2 separate regions of the Homo sapiens genome follow, and region 2 is linked to region 1. A link is a loop called in an ENCODE intact Hi-C map of the cell type or tissue named here. Cell type or tissue: ovary. All regions are shown on one strand. Links, peaks and the distances in the headings refer to the core of each region. The heading gives the core; the rest is flanking DNA.

What was found. Hi-C counts contacts between places; a loop is a spot of excess contacts. Peaks named below come from ENCODE experiments on the same cell type or tissue, not always from the same donor. Only the 100,000 strongest peaks of a DNase experiment are listed, where the experiment ranks them.
Region 2: a loop joins it to region 1, with 2.7 times the contacts of the local background. A loop is called at or near these places in 60 of 110 quality-filtered maps.

What each region holds. Positions count from the first base shown.
Region 1 is chr5:63,955,043-63,965,178 of GRCh38, forward strand. HTR1A (5-hydroxytryptamine receptor 1A) reads right to left here and starts at 7,403. Exons shown (of 1, transcript NM_000524.4): 1 at 2,832-7,403. The coding sequence starts at 6,677. The coding sequence ends at 5,409. RefSeq lists a silencer at 5,280-5,501 and an enhancer at 6,140-7,117. In ovary, for the core only: no CTCF peak of the experiment used is centred there; a DNase peak (open chromatin) is centred at 4,379; H3K4me3 peaks cover 963 bases.
Region 2 is chr5:63,390,098-63,400,233 of GRCh38, forward strand. No RefSeq gene overlaps it. Among named protein-coding and RNA genes, the nearest start is that of HTR1A, 570 kb to the right of the region's middle. In ovary, for the core only: no CTCF peak of the experiment used is centred there; no DNase peak of the experiment used is centred there.

The DNA.
Region 1 (10,136 bases), core at 3,226-5,725:
GGCTGTTCTCTCTTGGAATTGTGCCCTCTTCAAAAAACATTAACATCCCCTACTAAAAAAGAAATTAATATTAATCAGGGAATTGATCCAATCATTATGTAGTAGCATTCCTCATATACTCATCCAAATGGCAGATTGTTCTAATGCTGTGATATGTATTTATACCTTTTCAGCAGGCCCCTGCCATCTGGATTTGGAATTCTTTTAGCAGAAGACAAAGCCTTTTCATGTTTACCGATGAAGCTGCAAAAGGAAAGACCCACAGGAAAAACAATCCCTGACTTTCCCTTTCTGTCATTCGCCCAAATCTCCCTGGCTCAAAACCTCATCAGCATCTTCTACTCCCTCTCTCTTCACATCCAGACACCAAGTCCTGCCAGTTCCTTCTTTGATGCATTTTTCATCATCTTACTTGTTTTCCATTCCTTCTGCCAGCTTCCCATATTCAGGCCTTTATTGCTCTACACCTGCCTCATTGAAATCACCTCCAAAGAGAACACATCTGCTTTCGTTATTAGTGGTCTCCACTGGCTAAAACCACAGTTTCAGCTTTTTAACCTGGCATAAGTACCTCCATATACAATCTCTAGCACCTTTTTCTGTACTTAACACTACTCTGTGAACCTTCTGCTTTAGCTAAAATGTTCTAATTGGTATTTCTAACCAGATCTGCTACTTCAAATTTAAGTGGCACATTATGTGTAAAAACCAGGTGGCAAAATTATAAACATTATATAAGTTTGAATTTTTTGCCTTGTACCTACCCCTGGCCACCCTGTTGCAACTCTTTAATGGTTAATGATTCTCTCCTCATTCTGATGCTCTCCTCCTTACTCTGCTCAAAACTTTCTTCCTCTCATCTAGCCATTCCTTTGGCTTTAGACCCATCTTTTCCTCTCTCTTCCAAGACCCTTTCGGGTTAATACAACACATGGGAGGTTTTGAGTCTGCATCTTTCTCAAGGATCAACATTTGCATAATCAACCCAGGCAATTAATCAACATCCAGCAATCAGATAGAAATTTCATACTAGGCCCTCACTTGCCAGGAAGAAGGGATCAGGGTGTTTCCTGTCACCTCATAAGGAATGTCTGCCTTTTCATATTACCTCCCGTCGGCCCAGAGCTCAATCCTACATACAATATACAGCAATATACAGTGTTCTCTACCCACTCTTCCCTTCCCACTATGAGCCCACAGTGATCTTTGTCTTCTGAATTCTTATAGAGCCAAACTCCTGTGATTCATCCTGTTTATATGACACTTTGACCCTGTCATGAGTAGTTACTTGGCCTTATCAGTTTATTTTTATATATTCAAATTGGTTGAAAACTACTTTAAGGTAACAACAGCATCTTATATTAATTTATAGTTTTATATTTCAATATTATCAAGCAGTAGCTGACACATGATCACTGAAAATGGGTTAGTAGGGCTTCTTAGTCACACTGGAAGTGACTAGTAACTAACAATTCCTTCACTTAGTTGAGGTGTTGATAGAGGCCACAGGAAGGCCTGTAGAAAACAGAAAGCCATTGTCCCTAGAGGAAGAGATGCCAGAGGAAGGAGCAAGGGTCGAGAACAGTAATAGCCAAAATTCAACTGAAAAATGTGTCCAATTCAGCATTTTACTCAACATCAGGAACACATTTAGGTAACATGTTGAAAATGACAAACTTCAGATAGTTCTTATTCTATCAATTCCTCTAATTTTACTCTTTTTTTCTTTTTTGGAGATAGAGTCTTGCTCTGTCACCCAAGCTGGAGTGTAGTGGCGTGATCATAGCTCACTGTAACCTTGAACTCCTGGCGATCCTCCTGCTTCCCCTAGGCCTCAAAAAGTGTTGGGTTACAGGTAAGAGCCACCACTAGCACCCTGATTTTATTTTTCACTCTTGGGATAATATGTGTATGTACATACATCGCCTGAACCAAGCTTCATGAGCTTCAGAGTGCTCTCTGCTCTGGCAATAATGGCCATGACCTTTGTTTACTGGAGGTTTACCCATGCTCACTTTGCCCTGCAGCCATCATTCTGACACCAGAAAGCAGCAGAATGAACAAACATAACAACAGAAACAAGAGGTGTTTTTGACTACTTAAGTAGGGAAATAATAGAGCATAATAATTAATTTTAACATAGTAATACGTCATATATACAAAACCCTACTATGGAAGAAGACCCAGCCAGAAAATAAAATGCCCCTCTACTTTTAATTGATGAACCCCAAAACAATCAACTGTTTCTTTTGAAACAGGGGAGGTTATTTTCCTCCAGCTGAATGTTGCAGGGTAGACAGAGGAGGGATCTCAGCACCACCCACTGTTTTAAAAAGGCAGATTGGACCCCTGTTGCTTTCCCCAGAGACTGTAGTTTTCCTCCATATATCTTCAATTCTGTCCATGTTAGAAAGAAACCTATATGTTACCTGCAGGTGCCAGTCATAGAAAATGCATGGTTTTATGCCTAAATGATATGTGACTTTCTTTTTCCAGAGGCAGATTTTTTTTGAAAGAAATCACCTATCTAGAATGAGTTTTACTGTTGAAAACTACACTTATTTCCCTAAGTCAGATCCCTGACCTGTAAAGAAGGATCTTCTTTTAATCACTGTATTTTTTAACTTTAATTTTAAAATTATACAAATAAATACAAGTAGGTAGAGATTTTGAGTGAAATAAAGATGCATGTGTTACTGACATCAGTTAATTCTAGCATTACCATTATTAAAGTCTTTTATTGTCACGAGGAAAAGTGAAGGCAATTTTGATGCATCAGCACTTTACCTTAGTATAAATACTTTAAAGTAAAAAGAAAGCATCAGGCACTCTTTTGAGATATGCAGCTATTTTATTTCTCTAAATTCTCTATTGCCTTGACAATTATGCTCCAGTTGGATGTTCCTTCTCCATTCTTGTGTAAATATTCCAAAGCCGAAAGAACAAATGTCCAAAAGTCATTGTCACACAATTCTGTAAAAGACACAAATAAATGGAAGTCTCAAAACTTCTAATGTAAAACTTGCTGGCCAAGACATAATTTGGATGAGCAAATTTGGGGTTTGGATTATTTTAAATATAGACTTTGTTCTTAAAATTTAGTGTAACATACAGAAAAACTTGGTTTCTGATATGGCTTTACTTAGATTATGTGAGCAAAAATGAAACTGAATTATCAAATGAGTAATAGTTGTGCTGGAGAAGTCTATCTTATCTTCTTCACTGCAGACCCTTCTCAGCATTATACATGCATAGACAAACTATTCCCAAAGTTCTAAAACTTTCCCTGTTTAGCTGGGATATGATGTCTACTTCCAGTTTAGAATACAGAAGCAGACACCAAAGGAAAGCTTTGTTCAGTCTGACAAACAATAAAATGGCTTCAACTGACAGAGCTGTCCTTTCACTTTCTTAATTATAAACAAATGAACTTTTCACTGGCAATTTTTGCAATCTGTAAATGTAATACGGTTCTCAAAACAGCAAATGAAAACATTCGAAAGGTACAGCTGAAGAGAGAAAAGAGTAGGGATCAATTACTTTGTGAATTTTCTGGAAAACAAGACCATTATTCATAAGAAAATTGGAGGCTAGATCAAACAATGACAAACCTCTAGATCTCCATCATGTAGTTGGAAATTTACATCCAGAGTACCTAAATAACTTCCCTTTCTGGGGCAGCAAAGATTTTAACCAGTTTCTCGGCAGGAGTGGCAAGGCTTCAAGAATAACTGAAGGAGAGAAAGCCTGGAATGCTGCACAATTCAAAGGGCAAAAAGGTGGTTTCCGCAGACCCTTGGTACAGCAGAATGGTCACGCTAGGGAGCAATTAATCCCATAAAAGACTCAGCCTCCCCAGGAAGACCACCTCCTAACTAGTCCTTTAGGACCCTGCTATTTAAACTATCTGCCTGTTGTCACAGATAGTGCTAACCTATGGACTATCTGGGCATTCCATTGAAAGCCCAGAATTCCTATTTGGAAAACAAAGTTCTGCTAACTTTGTGTCTTGGATGTCCTGTAAAGCAAATGCAGCGAGTGTTGGGACACGCTAAACAGAATTATTCCCCGATCCAAAAAGGACAAGAGCGTGAATTAGGAGGAAAAATTCTACATCGTAAGGATAAAATTGCTCTTTCAGGTTTTACTGGGGGAGCCAGCTGGAGCCTTGGGCACGCGCGCCCTGGGGAACCTTTCCTCTTTGCCGCCCCTGCGTGTCGCCCCTTTAAAGCCTTCTTGGTCTCTCCAATCCCAAGAGTTCCGCGGCATCTTGCGCCACTGGCTAAGGCAAAAACCTCAGGTGTCTACCCGCGCTTCAGGGCGCCCCAGAGCGTAGGCGGAGGAACCCAGATCCTGTAAGTCAGCAGCCGGGAGCGCCTAGCGCGCTGCGAGAGCACAGATGGCTGGGGAGGCGCGCGGATTCCAGGCCTCTCAGCTTCCCCAGAGCGCAAACAGCGGCCGGCTGGCGCCTCCCGCAGTAAGTAAGTGGCGATGTCAGGTCGTACACACTCGCCAGCTACCTGTACAAACAGCGTCCGCTCTCTCCACTGTATGATTGTCAGTTTCTTTGGTGAGTGCTGACACCAAGGCAAGCATAAACAAAGTGGTCTGCACACCCTCCTCCTCCTTGCTCTCCCCCACTGGCCCGGCCTTGTACTTACAAGTCCACTCTAAAAGATACCTTCTAGCCACTTGCTTTGAGTCCAAGGAAACAAAGGAAATAGGGGTTGTGCACTGCACGAGAGAGTTAATCTCAAGTCTGCGAGAAGACGGGGAATCCCGGGGGCACCGCTGGCACGGGGAAAAGCAGCCTCTTCCGCCTCTCCGGACCAGCAGATTCGTGCATAAGGATGGGCGAGGGCAGAGAGGGAAGCAATGAAAAAAAGAAAAGATAAAAATGGGGAGAAAAAGGTGAATATTTCAAGGGCCACAGGGCGGGAGAGATGGAGCAAATTCCCAAACCTCAAGTCCAAGTTCTAGAAGTTGGGTGATGGGGTGGAGCCCCTTAGTGGGCGCGGCGGCTGTGTGTACAGTTTATTTATTTTTTGGATTTTCTGCCTTGAACTAAGCATTAAACATCCACCGCAAAGATTTAGGAGATAGAAGAGAGAAGAGGCAATTACTGGGATCAAAACTGATGATACAGGCGAAGTCTGAGCCAATGTCGCTTCTCACAAACTCTCTGAATTTCCTGGGCTCTCAACGCTCCTCCGCTGGGTCTCCTTTGCACAAAGGGCCCTGCCGTGGAGCAGGAAGTGGGGAGGGGACCAGGTCTGCAAGCCGTGAGCGGAGCAGAGAGAAAGAGGAGAAGTGGCGAATTATCTTAAGTGTTGATTCCCTAGGGTTGGGGGAAGCATAGTGAATGGGACGGATCCTGTAGCCTCGACTGGCCGGCTACTCCTCCGTCATCACTGGCGGCAGAACTTACACTTAATGATCTTCTTAAACGCGTTTTGAAAGTCCTTGTTGAAGTATGCGTAAATGACGGGGTTAAGCAGAGAGTTGGAGTAGCCCAGCCAATTGATTATGGCGCCCAACAGGGTGGGCATGTGGCAGCTGCTCTCGCAGAAGGGCAGAACAAGAGCCACGATGAAGAAGGGCAGCCAGCAGAGGATGAAGGTGCCCATGATGATGCCCAGCGTCTTCACTGTCTTCCTCTCTCGGGCCAGGGCCATCTTGCGCTTCGCCTCGGCGTTGCGCTCATTTTTCCTCTCGAAAGAGGCGGGGGCACAAGGGGTAGGACCAGCCTCGCTGGGCAGAGGCAAGTGCTCTTTGGAGTTGCCCACTCGGTGCACCTCGATCACCTCCAGGGCGGCGCCATCGTCACCTTGCCTCACCGCGCCATTGGCGCACAGAGCACCCCCAGCCTTGCTCTCCACGCCCAGCCTCCAGTTCCTGCTCCCCGACTCTCCATTCACACTCTTCTTGGGCTGCGGGGCGGGAGATGCTCCATGGCGGGTGTCCGCTCCGGTCTTCTCCACCTTTTTGACCGTCTTGCGGATGCGGAAGCGCGCAGCTCGGAATATGCGCCCATAGAGAACCAGCATGAGCAGCAGCGGGATGTAGAAAGCTCCAAAGGTGGAATAGATAGTGTAGCCATGATCCTTGCTAATGGTGCATGCGTCGGGGTCCGAGCGGTCTTCCGGGGTGCGCCAGCCCAGCATGGGCGGGATAGAGATGAGGAAGCCAATAAGCCAAGTGAGCGAGATGAGCGCAGCGGCGCGCCGGGGCGTCCTCTTGTTCACGTAGTCGATGGGGTCCGTGATGGCCCAGTACCTGTCCAGCGCGATGGCGCACAGGTGCAAGATGGATGAGGTGCAGCACAGCACGTCGAGGGCGATGAACAGGTCGCAGGTTACCTGGCCCAGTGTCCACTTGTTGAGCACCTGATACAGCGCGGCCATGGGCAGCACCAACACCGACACCATGAGGTCGGTGACCGCCAAAGAGCCAATAAGATAATTGGCCACGTTCTGCAGGGAGCGCTCCAAGGCGATGGCAGCCACCACGCACGCATTGCCCAGCACCGCGCAGAAGATGAGCGTGCCCAGCAGCAGAGAGGTGATCACTTGGTAGCTGACGGTCACGTCGGAGATACCAGTAGTGTTGCCGCCGGTCTCAAAGGGAGCCGGTGGTGATGTGGTGTTGTTGCCCTGACCAGGGCTGAGCACATCCATGCCTGCGCGCCCGGCGCGGGAAGGGGGAGGGAAGAAAAAGCAGCGCGAAGATTCGCCTCGCCCCTTCCCCTGGGGTCTTCCGCCCTTCTCCTGGGAAGTTTCGGAGGAAGGGAATGCAGAGACCCAAGCAGGAAGTTCTTACTGCTTCGGCGAAGGGTATCTCCGAGGAGCAGCTTTCAGGCGCTCCCTGGGCTCTCGCAGTCCAGCGCGTTCAGAAGCTCCAGCTGGGAAACTGGAGTTGGCCTGAAAGCAGCTCCAGGATCTCCCGGCGGCGGAGAGGTGGCTGGAACGTCTGTCTGTCGCTGTCCATTTTACTTTGCCGCTCCCGAACTGGCTGCCGGAGCTGGAGTCTCCCCACTAGCAAACAGTCTCCAATCCCAGAAATATCTAGAACCGAGAAGCCCCATCCTCCACGGTCACTCTGTGACCCTCCTCTCCCTATTTCCTTCCTTCCCTCTCTCCCCCTCTCTCCTCCTCTCTTCTCTCTCTTCTGCCTCTTTCGTCCCCCTTCTCCCCACCTGCCTTCCCTTTCAGTCTCCCTCTTCCTCCTCACTTCCCTTTATTTATCCCTCTGTGAGTCGCTTCGAAAGCCAGGCTCCTTCCCTCCCACTCTAACCCTCCCCTCCTAATACTTCCCCAACCCCGAGGAGTGCCTCTTTCCTCTGGGTCCCCGCCCTCCTCTCCCTCTAGCTCAGCGTCTTTGCATTCGAGTCTCTTTTTGTCAACAGAGACTCAGAACTCACTTACACACACCAGATCCCTGCCGGTCAGACCAAGGTTGTAACAAATAAACTCCGCCTCCAACCCAGCAAAACTGGGGTTGGAAAAACTTGGGGGAGGGAATTCCAACTACTCCTTGCCTCATATTATCTGCCAAATTCTTAAATCGTGTCAGCATCCCAGAGTGGCAATAGGAGATGAGAAAAGGAAGCATAGGGAGCCTGAATGGGAAGGTGAACAGTCCTGGGTCAGTCTCCCAATTATTGCTAATTGATGGAAGAAGACCGAGTGTGTCTTCCTTTTTAAAAAGCTACCTCCGTTCTCGCGCCATTGCACTCCAGCCTGGGCGACAGAGCGAGACTCCGTCTCCAAAAACAAACGAACAACGACGACAACAACAACAAAACGGTACCTCCGTTATCATCTAACAGTCCAGCCTTACTCCCTCAGGGAGAATATTGCCTGTGACTTTTTTTTTAACGTTGGGGAACCGGGAGAGAACGAAATTATAAAGGACGTGTCAAAGGACAAGGAGAGGTAAACAACTGCATCTCGAAATGAAGAACAAAACTCAGTGTGATATATATTCTAAACACACACACACTTTTCCATCACTACTACACTTGTAATTTCAGTGACACTGCCACTTCCCATAGCTTTGTGGCTAGTAAATTCAGGGATGGAAATATTTTGCATATGTGTTCTAAGTGAAGCCTGGCATTTCACATGGCCTTTTGCACTTCTTACCAGAGCCTGCAAACCTCTGGGGGAAACTTGGTGGAATCCCGGTTCGCTAGCCGGCTAGCCTCTCTTAATCTCAGAAACTGGGTTCAGCACCTGGGACAGTTCTAAGCAATGAGGTTTTATGTCGCCACCTTCTGGCAAATGTTTTAGAGTGCCATCTGGAAACCCTTATGCAGAAATGAAGCAAGTATTGAGGAAATACAACAACTTTTAGAAAGAGGAAGACAGTTATTAAAAGACAAGGTAGTATTGAGTTTTGTCTCCTTCCTATTTTCTTTAAAAATTTATTTTAGTGCCCTCTTTTGCTCTGAACCTTATATATCAGGCCTATTATATGTTTTAGCTTCCTTCGAAAGCCTGAAGTATCTGTCATTCACAAGTTCTAACTGGGAATGCCATTTTAATAAAGCTAGGCTAACACTTTCACCTGTGTTGGTTTTGTGCTGTCATAACCTGAACTTTGGAACTGACATAAATTTACCTTTTGTTGGAGAAACGAATAGTATTGCATTTTCCAAATGATTTAACATTTGGAAATGTTAAATCACTGAAAATAAAGATACTTACAAGGGTTTGTTCTAAGCTGTTTCCTTTAACAAGAAAAACAAATTTAATCACATTTGAGCATTGGTAAAGAATGGGACTTCTAAGCAACTACAGTAAACATACCACACAACATTTCACTTATACATCCTGATTGCATGCCTGAGGTGAAAGGAATGCAATCTCAAAAGCAGTTGACACTGGATAACATGAACAGATTCACTACAGATTGCAATAATCTTAATATTGTGTTCAAATCTGAGCTCTGAATTTCATAGCTCTGAATTCTCCAAGCCCAAACAAAAGAGCAATCACCAAAGCATCAAAAAGAATCCAGTTGGGCCAATGCATTACAATACAGGACAGTGTGTTTGGATAAGGTTTTGTTTGTTTTTTTTTTTTATAGTTCAGTGCTGGGCACAGTTCCCACTCAATCATTTCAGCATGCCACCACAATGAGCCTGCCATTTGTGATGATTCATGGCATTGAAAAGAAAGAGATAAGTATACATGGTAATGCTGTTTACAGACTCTGAAGAAGTCTTTTTAAGATTTGTGAAGGTATCTATTTCCACTTCTAAAGTCTCTTCACAAATACAGAACTATATTTACAGTTAAAATAGAGTTAGAGGTCCAAAAATTATAATGGGAAAATATTTAAAAGCTGAATTATCTAAAATTAAACTTTGAAATTATAGTTGAGACTATAAACAAAGTAAAATAAAGGAAACTTAAAATTTAAGAAGCAAATATATGCATATCAAGAACATAATTAAGAATTGTGTCAAACAACACATGTAAATATGTAAATCACAAATAAATCAATAAATATGTTAGTTAGAATTCTGCTTTCATCTGTTGGATCCCAAATAGTTTAATAACTGACAAATTTATTTTTTCTCATCAAGAAAGTTAAAATGCTGTAAAATCTGGAATTAATATTCCTGAGGTATAGCATTTGTTATTCTGCTTCAATATGCTATGATGTAGAATTTATCAAAGTTTTTAAAAATCCAAAGTAATTCAAGTTTTTTCTTAGTAATAATATACATAATATATCAAACATTTTATTTCTTACAATTTAAAAGTTTTTAAAGGCACACTTATGAATACTAGGAGGGAAACAGAAGTATGAAAGTATGCAGCACTGACTATGGTTCCATAGTCTGCAAGTGACTAATAGATATTTATGTTTAACTTTTTAAAACTAATAATACTGTGATATATAATAAATGATATATGCAGAATGATATTGCGTTTCTTCATTTTCACTTAGCCAATTCTTCTATGTTTAACTCTTAAAGATACAGAATACCAAATATTTCTTAAGTAAATGCTGCAAACCAAAGCTCCTGCATAAAGAGATGAGCTCTTATTCTTCAAGGCCTCTAAAGTTAACCTAAAGAAAAGCAAGCTTTATAACGGATATTATTGATGATATCATTTGAAAAG
Region 2 (10,136 bases), core at 3,827-6,326, 560 kb before region 1:
CCTAGCATTTTTAATCACCGTACTACTCATAAACACTTCAAGCTCTGAGAGCCTCAGGCCAGGACCCAAGCTATTTCTCCAAATAGAGTTGGGAGAAATCCTGGAATAGACTGGTCACAGTTCTTCCTATTATAAAAAGCAGAGTCTGTAGATTGCTTGATAGCTGAATAAAGGACAAATTGGGGGATAATCCTCTGCCTTTTTCCTAACAGCCATGTATCTCAAATAAAATTCATGTAAGTCATCAGGTTTATTTGGTTTTAAACAACTCTTGCTGTCAAAGATTTATCATCAAATTCTGACAAATTTTTTTTCCCTAAACTGAATTTCACTGTATTTAGAATGGCAAGATTTATTAGTACTTCAAAGGGGAATAAAGTTGTTCCCAACACATTAGAAAACAGAAGCCAAAATACTCTTCACCTCTAGTATTTGTTTCTGTTCTCCCCAAATCTCTATTTAAATGAAGGGTGTCATAAAAATTGCTCTTAGACGTGTATCTTTTTCCATCTTGACTGCCACAGTAAATGTATTCTGTTTTGAAATTTAGAAGATTATAGCATCCTAGAAAGTAAGAAGTAATAGTTATTCCTTGTTTTGATCCCAATGGTTGCTGATGTATTAGCCATCTCATTTCATGGTTATTCTTTCCTTTCACAGTCTATTAACTTGCTGTTCCAGGATCAACAATCTGTAACTCAGTGGAGAGGCCACAACACGTGCAGGGATTTAAGTGTTATCTTCTAAGGTCATTTGTAGTTCCAAGTGTATTTGGTAGAATTTCCTCTTTTGACTCAATTTCATTTTATCTGATCATCTTGGAGGAGAAGAATTGACTGCAACTCGTGTTGTATTTTTAATTATTGTTTGATTCTTTGTCCACTTTCTTTTTTTCCTATTAACTAGTTTAAAAAATAAAAGAAGTGTGTTTGTTTTTTCTTTGTCCCTTCCCTAGCTATCGTTATTGAAAACCATTTGCTGTTCCCTGGTTTCTGCAAGAGAGTTGAGCCAGAATTAGAAAGGTTTGCATTGGCACTGCTGCACACAAAGTCTATCATCTCCTAGTTGCTATTATCCCCTAGAGAAACTAGAAAGCAGAGTGGAAGTTTAGAATCAGCTGATTCTTGCATTCAGTCAGGATTTTAGTAGTTTAATATATTTTATCAGCCTTAGCAATGGAAAAACTTCACTATAATTATGGGATATATCTACTGTAAGCAATCACCAATCTAGATTCAGAGTTTGCTGAGGTTTTCCCAAATATGCGTCTAAAACTTAAAAATTTAATTTGTTCTTATTATATGTAAAGTTAGCTTATTCTACTGAAAAATAAAACATTTAAAATATCAGGGAAAAATAATTACTTTTTAATAAAAATCAATTATAATTGGGAAAAAACACTCACTTGACATGAATTTGTCTTACTTTGATGAGTTTTTAAAGCGAATCTCTTTTCCTTGTATGAAAGTTTCTTGAAGTATTGCTACTATTATTAAAATGAATGCATGTCAGTTCTTACACTAAAAGAGAATTATATTAATATTATATAATCCCTGGGTACATTTTTCAAGAGTTCATCTTATAATCACAAACTAAAATGGAAATGCTTTCAATTCAATATGCCAAAAATGTAGATAATGTGTACTAAGGCAAAAACACTTATAAAGATGATACAATTCTAGTAATTTAGGGCAAACAGACAAGTGATTTGGTAGGTGCCATGTCCTGTGCATGGATCCTACTGTTTGGAATTCCAATCATAGACCCCAAAATAATCACCTATGCCCTGTACTGTGAAGTATCAGTCACAGTCTGATAACTAACTTCTTTGCACTATTATTTAAAGAAGAAAATGTAAATACCACACTCCTATCAGCTCGCAATGGAGCAGAAATCTCAGTTCAACACGACGCAGTGAAATAAGAATGTTCTCTGTAATTGCAGCAACCAAAATGATTACCTTTTTACAAAGCTAAAAGAATAATAGCAATAATGTAATAAGGTACTGTGTTGCATTGTTGCCAGTTATTCCTAGCATTGCTGAAAATGCCAGGCGAGAACTGAGAATCCTGCTTTTACTTTTTAGAGGCCAAAAGCCTCCTGCTTTATCCATTTTAATCCTTTATCAGCTTCTTGCCAAATGAATTATCTTGAAATATCAAATGGCAGTTTCAAGCATGGAAAAGATGGAGGATCCAGGAAAAGATCACTGTGGCTTTGGATGTACCTATCTATCTCAGGAGTGCATTTAGCTTAGGAAAGAACCAGTTTTATTCATGAGAGCAATCTGAAACATGGTATTCATTTTGTGATTATAATATTCTTTGGAAGTTGCTCAAAAAACAGTATAGTAACAAATGCTAGAAGTACCTGGAATTGGTGCCATAAGTTGATGATTAATGTGTTACATTGGCACTGTCACTAATCCTGCACTACAGAAAGTCAGCATGTCTTCAGCATAACTACTGCATTGTCTTTGAGGAAGAAATAATTCAATTTGGCTGTGCTTCCTTAATGAGTTCCCAGATTGTCCAAGTAAGGGGCTAAAGTTATGGGTGTAATTCTGTTTGTACACATACTTGTTTAGTAATATAGAATCCAAGAAGATTAATGAATAATTAAGAATTCTGGGATGACAATTCTGACATTTCTACCTTCGTTCAGGCCTTCCTATTTGTCAGAAAAGAGGGACAATTCCCTTGTAACTTCTCAAGTCACTGACTTCAATGAAAAAAAAAAAAACAACACAAAACCACAAAAGTATAAACTGCTCATAAATGAGAAAACTCTCATCTCCCAGATGAAAGAGCTGCCCAATAATAGTTCTTTTAGAAAGGCTTTATTTTCTTTTTAAATATTTTATTATCTGTTTAAAACTTTCAGCTTCAGAGGGTTTCAGACAAACCTGTAATTTCTGTGGTCATTGTTTTCCACATACAGTCCTTCAGACCTGAGTTTCTCCAGCTCAAGCCTGAATTTATGCACAAGTCAAAAAAGGCTCTCATTTATATGCTGAGCCTCGAGGGGTTCTTTAAAAACATCCTAACCAAAAACCAGTCAATAGTTGCAAAGTCACTTGGTAATTTGGCCATTTCTGAACAAACGGAAACTTATATAAGATAGATAATTCATTCTAAAATGTTATATTTGGGAGAATCATTATGAGCCACTTTAAAGAGTCAGTGTCTCACATAAAACAGAAAGCTTTTGAACATATTCTTCCTGTGCCATTTTCTGTAAGCTAAGTGTTAAACAACTGTATCCCAAAGATCACTGGATTTGAACACATATTGGCATGTTTGGTTTCTTTTGTTTTTCCTTTCATTCAACACCACTGTTGAGCAATCACTGAATGAGTTGTAGGGATATAACAGTGAATAAAACTGATAATAGGGGAAATAATGGGAGAAAATAAGCAATAATCGGGTAACCGAATATCACTGATAATTTAAATACAGACAGATATAAAGCATAAAGTAAAGCAAGTTAGTGGAATGTATACCTTATGTTGGGGTGAGGTGTGCTTCTCTAAAAAAGTATCATTCAAGCAAAGATTTGAATGTTGAGAAGGAGCCATCCATGCAAAGGCCTGAGAGACTTGTGTTCCAGGCAGAGGGAACAGCAAATGCAAAATCCAAAACAGCAGAAATCATGATAACAAAATACACATGTTGCTTTAAGGTTAAGTTAAATATAAACTATTTCTATGATAGCAACATCCGTAGAACATGAGCCCACTAACATTGCATAAGATTCTGAAAGTCATCCTGGTCTCTGCCTTACCAGTATTTAAGTAACAACACTAAGAAACCAAGAGGTGGATAATTTGCTTTGTAAATTCACATGATATAGTTTTAATGTGTTGATGGAAAAGTCAGATTGTCCTTCTCATTACTCAGGATTTTGCTCTATTCTTGATATCTTTCAAAATCTATCATTGTCTACTTTTAAAAACAAAAACTCAAGAGGATTCAATGTCATTAATATCAAGTTATTAAACAGGCACAACAGTCTCTTTCAGTTAAAGCATTTGTTAGTTTGCAAGAACTCTTTTTGACACTGACTAACCATCACCGTGTAAATAATAGATCTACCACTCCAGAAAGCAGTTTTCCTCTATTGACATTTGCCTCTCAGCAGCTTTTGATGCCAGACCAAAAGAAATGGAATTGTGTGGATATAATTACTTGTTGTAGCAGCAGTTAATGCATTCACTATTGTTCCCCAAGGACTTAAAGGCTCAAATATCTATTCTCTGAATTTATTAGAACTAAGATTCACACATTTCTGTAGTCATAGTGATTTGGGAACACAACAGGAATAAAACAGAAGTTAGAATATTACTTCACAGCTTCAAAATTAAACTCTCTGCTGAGGGGGGGTATCCTTTCAAATTTGCATACTAACGTTTGGCCAAGATAAAACTTCCAATGGCATAATTAAGTGTTCCTGAACTCGGTTTCTGAATGCATTTGGAAAAGGTGGCTATGAACATTAAGAACTGTATTGTTTAAAAGCAATCTAAAAACCGCTTTGAAAACAATGTGAAGGTGGTAGGTGGACTGAGAATTTTCAGACTCCTGCATATATGATATGATACTTTGAAGAAATATTGGTGATTATATTGAGTATATAAAAGTAAAATTCCCGTTCCCAAAGAAATATCACAGAGTAATTTCAGAAATATTTCTTCATATTTACAAACATGGAGAAATAGAATTTGTTCTTCATTTTTTCCTGTATCAGATGGAAATTCTAAAAAAAGAATATTTCCCTTCACTCTATTTTCTTTCTCATAAACTCCAACTCTAATGGTAAATTGCATGGAACCAGTTCCAAATACACACTCTCTCTCTTAAAAATGTAATAATCTCAAGCTAGAGGAAAGAAAGATAGCCAATGAAAAGAGATGCAGATAAAAGACAACTGAGAAGAAGCTTAAAAGGTTTTCCTTTTAAGCTTTTCTCTGTTCTTCCATCAGCAAAGAGGAAAAAGGAGGATAAAAAGAAGGTAAAATGTTTCACTCTTAAGAGGGTTACATTAGCATGTGGTTTCAATGTGCATCCAACTATAAATTCTTTCTAGCAAAACATTACTTAATATTGATACCTAGGGTATAAGAGTGGGAATGAATCACTGAAAATTCGGATGGACTTACATAGATACTAGCAGTTGTATTTATACATGGTTAAGGGAAGAATAATGCTCAGATAGTTTAGAGGTAAAGCTGATCTTCAGGACTGAGCACAGAGACAGTCTACTTATTAGCCTAATTGGGTATGTATCAGATAAGGTTTACCATATAAAGAGAGGATGTCTGCTTCATCTTGGGGGTTAGAGGGGAGGTTGAATGTTGTTAGAGAAGTAGTTTGGAGTTCAATGCCACCCATATAGTGTTCTGGCACAGACTTTGAAGGAATTTTTTTGTTAAGTTCAAAGGAAAGAGCGGGTACTAGATGAAATATGTCATTGAAGACCCTCTTCTTGTCTAACATTAAAAGTTGTTCCATAAACTAAGAATGTAAGTCAGTACTCTTTGGGTTTTTAACAAATTTTGACCTGGTCAGAGAGGACCTTTCTCCACTGGCCTCACTGTAATAACACTCCCAATCATGTGGTAGGACTTCTATGCTGAAGTTGGAGTTTATACATACTTGTGAGCCTCAATCTTTTAATAATCACTAATGTTCACTTTTGTCCTTGAACACAGCACAGTGCTGACCAAGTAACATGCCTTCAATGGTAAATTATTACCTCCAAGTCTTTATGTAATCTTTAGTACCAGGATAGATAATATTTTTCTGGTGAGAAACTGACATTGTAATGGTGTCATCTAGTGGGATACAGCAAATATAGTACCTGGCTCCGGTGTCAGATTTGGATTAGAAGGGTTGTCTCCAATTAGACTTGGAAGATTGAACCAACCTCCTGAGCTCTACAGTTGTATCTGTATCACAATTTCTGTAACTATTTCTTCTGCTCCCAATTTTCTCTCCTGAATTGCTAATAGAGATAAATAAATTGATGTGATTTTGTTTGCTTTGTCTTTTCTTCATTCAGGAAGGTAGAATATAGGTGAGCCAAAGGAATCTATTAGGGCATTGTCTAATTAACAAAAAGAGCAAAAGAAGAACGGAACATGGCAGCCCAACTGTGAGTTCTGGTTACATCACTTACTCGCTTCACATTCTTGGTGTACTTGCTAATGTTCAGTAAGACAGCCAAAAATGAGGATGCTAAGACCTATTCTCCCTACTACTCCACTGATATCAGGCATCCTCGTATTTGTAGTAGCTGTTACCTTTGCTTGGAGTAACTTCCTTCAAATGTCCACTTTGCTAACTTGCTCAATCTCCTTAAGTTTTTGTGCCTATAGCCTGTTTTCCACAAAGCCTTCCATGGACACCATATTTAAAATTTCAAGCTAGTTTCCTTCATCACTGTTTTTTTCAGCATACTTAATATATTTTAATAAACAATAAAAACGTTTTATATATTATGTTTGTTGTTTATTATTCCTTCCTCTGGAATTTAAACTTCACAAGGATAGTAATTTTTATTTATTTTATTCCCTGATATCCCTGACTCATAGTAAGTACTTCTATTGATTATTAAACCAACAAATAACTAAATTATATTTAGCAACTAAAATGTTTACTTAACATATAAAATTGTTGCTTTACTTAAAAAATCTCTACTATAGAAAGATTCACAAAGTTACAAAGATGAAAGATAAGAAAGGAGAAAAATTACTATATACCACACAGATTTTATTTCTCCCATTTTTCTCTTTTTAATGTACTTACTTGGGTAACCTTTGTTGAGGACATACTCAATCTCCACACAAGGGAAAGAAGTAGAGGATGGACTTTGTAGTTTGCAGTTTAATGGGGAAAATAATTTTTTGGGGGCCTGATTGTGTTAGACATCTTAATAAATTAATGATAGCAGAGGGGTCTTTCTACTAAAAACACCCAGCTTGGCTGCTGCTGATTTAGAGTTTTATTCTTTTAGCTGGAATGATCATTGGTCTCATTTTATCACATCACTGAAGTCTGTTTTTTCAGCTCACAGCCTGAGGACATGCAATCCATAATCAAAAGTCAGAGGAACTCAAAAATGGCAGCCTCTCTTGTGAAACACAATTCATTCCATGGGATATTTTACATTTGTGGTCTCTAAGCCACTTAGAAAGTAAATAACCCAACTATACAAGTGACAAGTAGTGACCCCCATGCTACTTTAGATGGAGATTTGCCAGGAGAAAATTATGTAAAATGTAGGTAGGTATCAATATTTCCCAGATTTATAATTTAGACTGTGGCTTTATTAGCTTTAGTTACCAGTGACTTATGGTTCAGGATGGGAGTTTAAACTTATATGTTTGTTGCCAAAAAAAAAAATGATGATAACAATTCATATGCTTAAGTTTAAACAACATTTTAGGACTAGATTTTGCCACTGAAGGAAAAATAGGCTTTAAAAAAAGGGATACGGACAGTGGGGAAGGAGATTTTCCTTTTAAAAAGAGAAATTTCTGAAGATAAATAACAAAAAAAAAATGAAAGTAAAATGGGTAGACTGGGTCTCTCTCTGATAGAAGCCTCCTCAAACTCACAATTGAAAAGACAGGGTTTGAATGTAAACAACTGTTTAGACCTATGAATACTCAATAACCTAAGAAAAATGATAGAAATCTAGATTTAGGAACAAAAAATTAAACTAGTAGGGGAAGATTTGTTCTAACTATATATTCATTTTTATTACTAAATAGAGCACATACTCGAAGACTGAAGGGCCTGTACTTGGATTCTGTCACTTTCTCAGGGCCTCCCCAAGACTGGAGAGAGGCATTAACAGTAACATAGGCAAAGCTCAATTGTCTGCTGAGATAGATAAACAAAATGATATGTCAAGCAACAAGTGTATGACAATATGGAGTGCTGGGAACTGTGAATACCTGGATTACATGTTCAGAGACAACAGTCTTCACACTGTTGTGAACAGAATATTGACATTTTGATTTAGCTTGTAAACTGCCATTTTTTTTTTTTACCTCTCTTTAATGGGTAAAAGAGATCAACAAAATTTCCCCTATCAGAATAAAGGAAGAATCTACTTCAAAGAAAGAAGCCAGTCTCCTCCTCCATAGAATGCAGATGTTGTCAATTCTTATAGTTTTATGGTGTCTCAGCATCTATTCTGAACCTAGGTTTAACTTCGCATACCAGAAGAAGGGCTTAGTAACTCTTGACACAGTTTTCATTTCTCTAGCTCTTTCTGATTCTAAGTGTGGTCCATCCAGATATCTGCCTTAAGTAACCACCTCCTAGTGTCCAACTCCCCATGGGATATGCAGAGATAACCTCCTTGACTCACCTCACTGACTCCACTCTCCACTCAGTATGCAGGTATGCTACAGGGAGCATTCCCTGTCCCAGTCACCACATGTGACTCACACCCGCTTGCTCTGCATCCACCAATTAGAACTCCATGTGGGAAACTTGCTGGGGTAATGTCCTGGATCCCAGTAAAGCCTCAGGCTATAGGTCTATCTCTCTCTGTCTCTCTTGCTCCCCACCTGCTGTTTGAACACATTGCCCTGTGACCTCTCATTGGCTCCCAGAGGCATCTCTCTACTCTCATGGATCTGAGAATAATATACTTTCTGTTATGTCATGTGTTTTTGTTTTATGGCCTCCTCTTACTTGACTGACACATGCAGATTTAACTTCTTTCCCAGTCAGGGCTCTCCTAGAGAGTGGTCTGGGCGATAGAGCAAGACTTCATCTCAATAAATAAATAAATAAATAAATAAATAAAAAATAAAGAAGTACAACAAAACACATCTGGCCAACTAAAAATCATATTATTGTTTTTTAAATTCAATACTTTTGAGACCTATTTTGAACTACATATACCAGTATATGTAAGTACATATTTATTAAAGAACATAATTATGTTTATTTCAACATTTAATATATTTACTTTCATGCTACATTATTATGCATGTTATTATGTCATAATGACATAATTTATATAGTCATTTCAGATAAGTATATCTTGACCTTGTCTATTTATAGCTCTTCTTCTAGACTATGGAATTTTTTCCATACTACAAGAACTATTTCTTGTTTACGATTGTATTTCAAAGCCAAGCACAATTCTGGATTAACGTATATAGAATAATTTAAAATATTTTTTAAGTGAGGTTATTCTAAGACAGATGTTATCTATTTACAGTTTTACTTTGGGTTGTCTTGCTTTTATGTCCTGGAATGGAGGTGTCTTTCTCTCTCTTCCCCTTTCTACCTTCCCCCTCCCCCATTATCTTCTTCTCTCTACCACTGGATCATAACTGGATGAACATTTCTAGTTTCTTGCTTCAACTCTGTAGACCCACATTTGCCATCCAACAGATAATTCCAATAGCTAGACTTGGAAGAAAGTATATGGTCTGTAGTCTAATTTCTAATTTAGCCTTATAAGTGGTAATGCTGATATTTGGTTTCCATATGTCTGTTACAAATGTCTACTTTTCCATTGGCCTATGTCAAATCATGGGGTAGAAAAAAGACTGTGACTAATTATCAAACTCCAACCCCAATATCTATGGTGATGATGCTGGGTTGGAAGGTGTGCTATTGAGGATGACAATTTCAAATAAAGTTTTCCAGTTCATTAGCTTCCATTACCAAGACCTCTTGCTGACTCCTCTGCAAATTGTTCTTCCTTCCATCCTCTCCTTTCCTTCTTCACTAATCAACTAGGTGGGCGTAATTACTGATCTTAGGAATGGGGTAAAGAGTATAAGCTGTCTGAGCAATGTGTAGCACAGAACTTATGTAATGAGCAACAGGATAAATTTCTTGGATCAAGAAATGCAATTCCTGTAAAACATTTGATGTCTTTTGAAGTTGATTGCAATACTATAATAAGAAACTAGGCCCATTAAAAAAAAAAAAAAACCGTATCATGTACAGATGCCCCTTGACTTACAAAGGGGCTACATCCTGACAAACTCAATAAGCCCATTGAAGGTTTCAAATACTGTCAGTTGAAAATGCACTTAATACACCTAACCCTCCAAACATCCTAGCATAGCCCAGCCCACATTCAACATGCTCAGGACACTT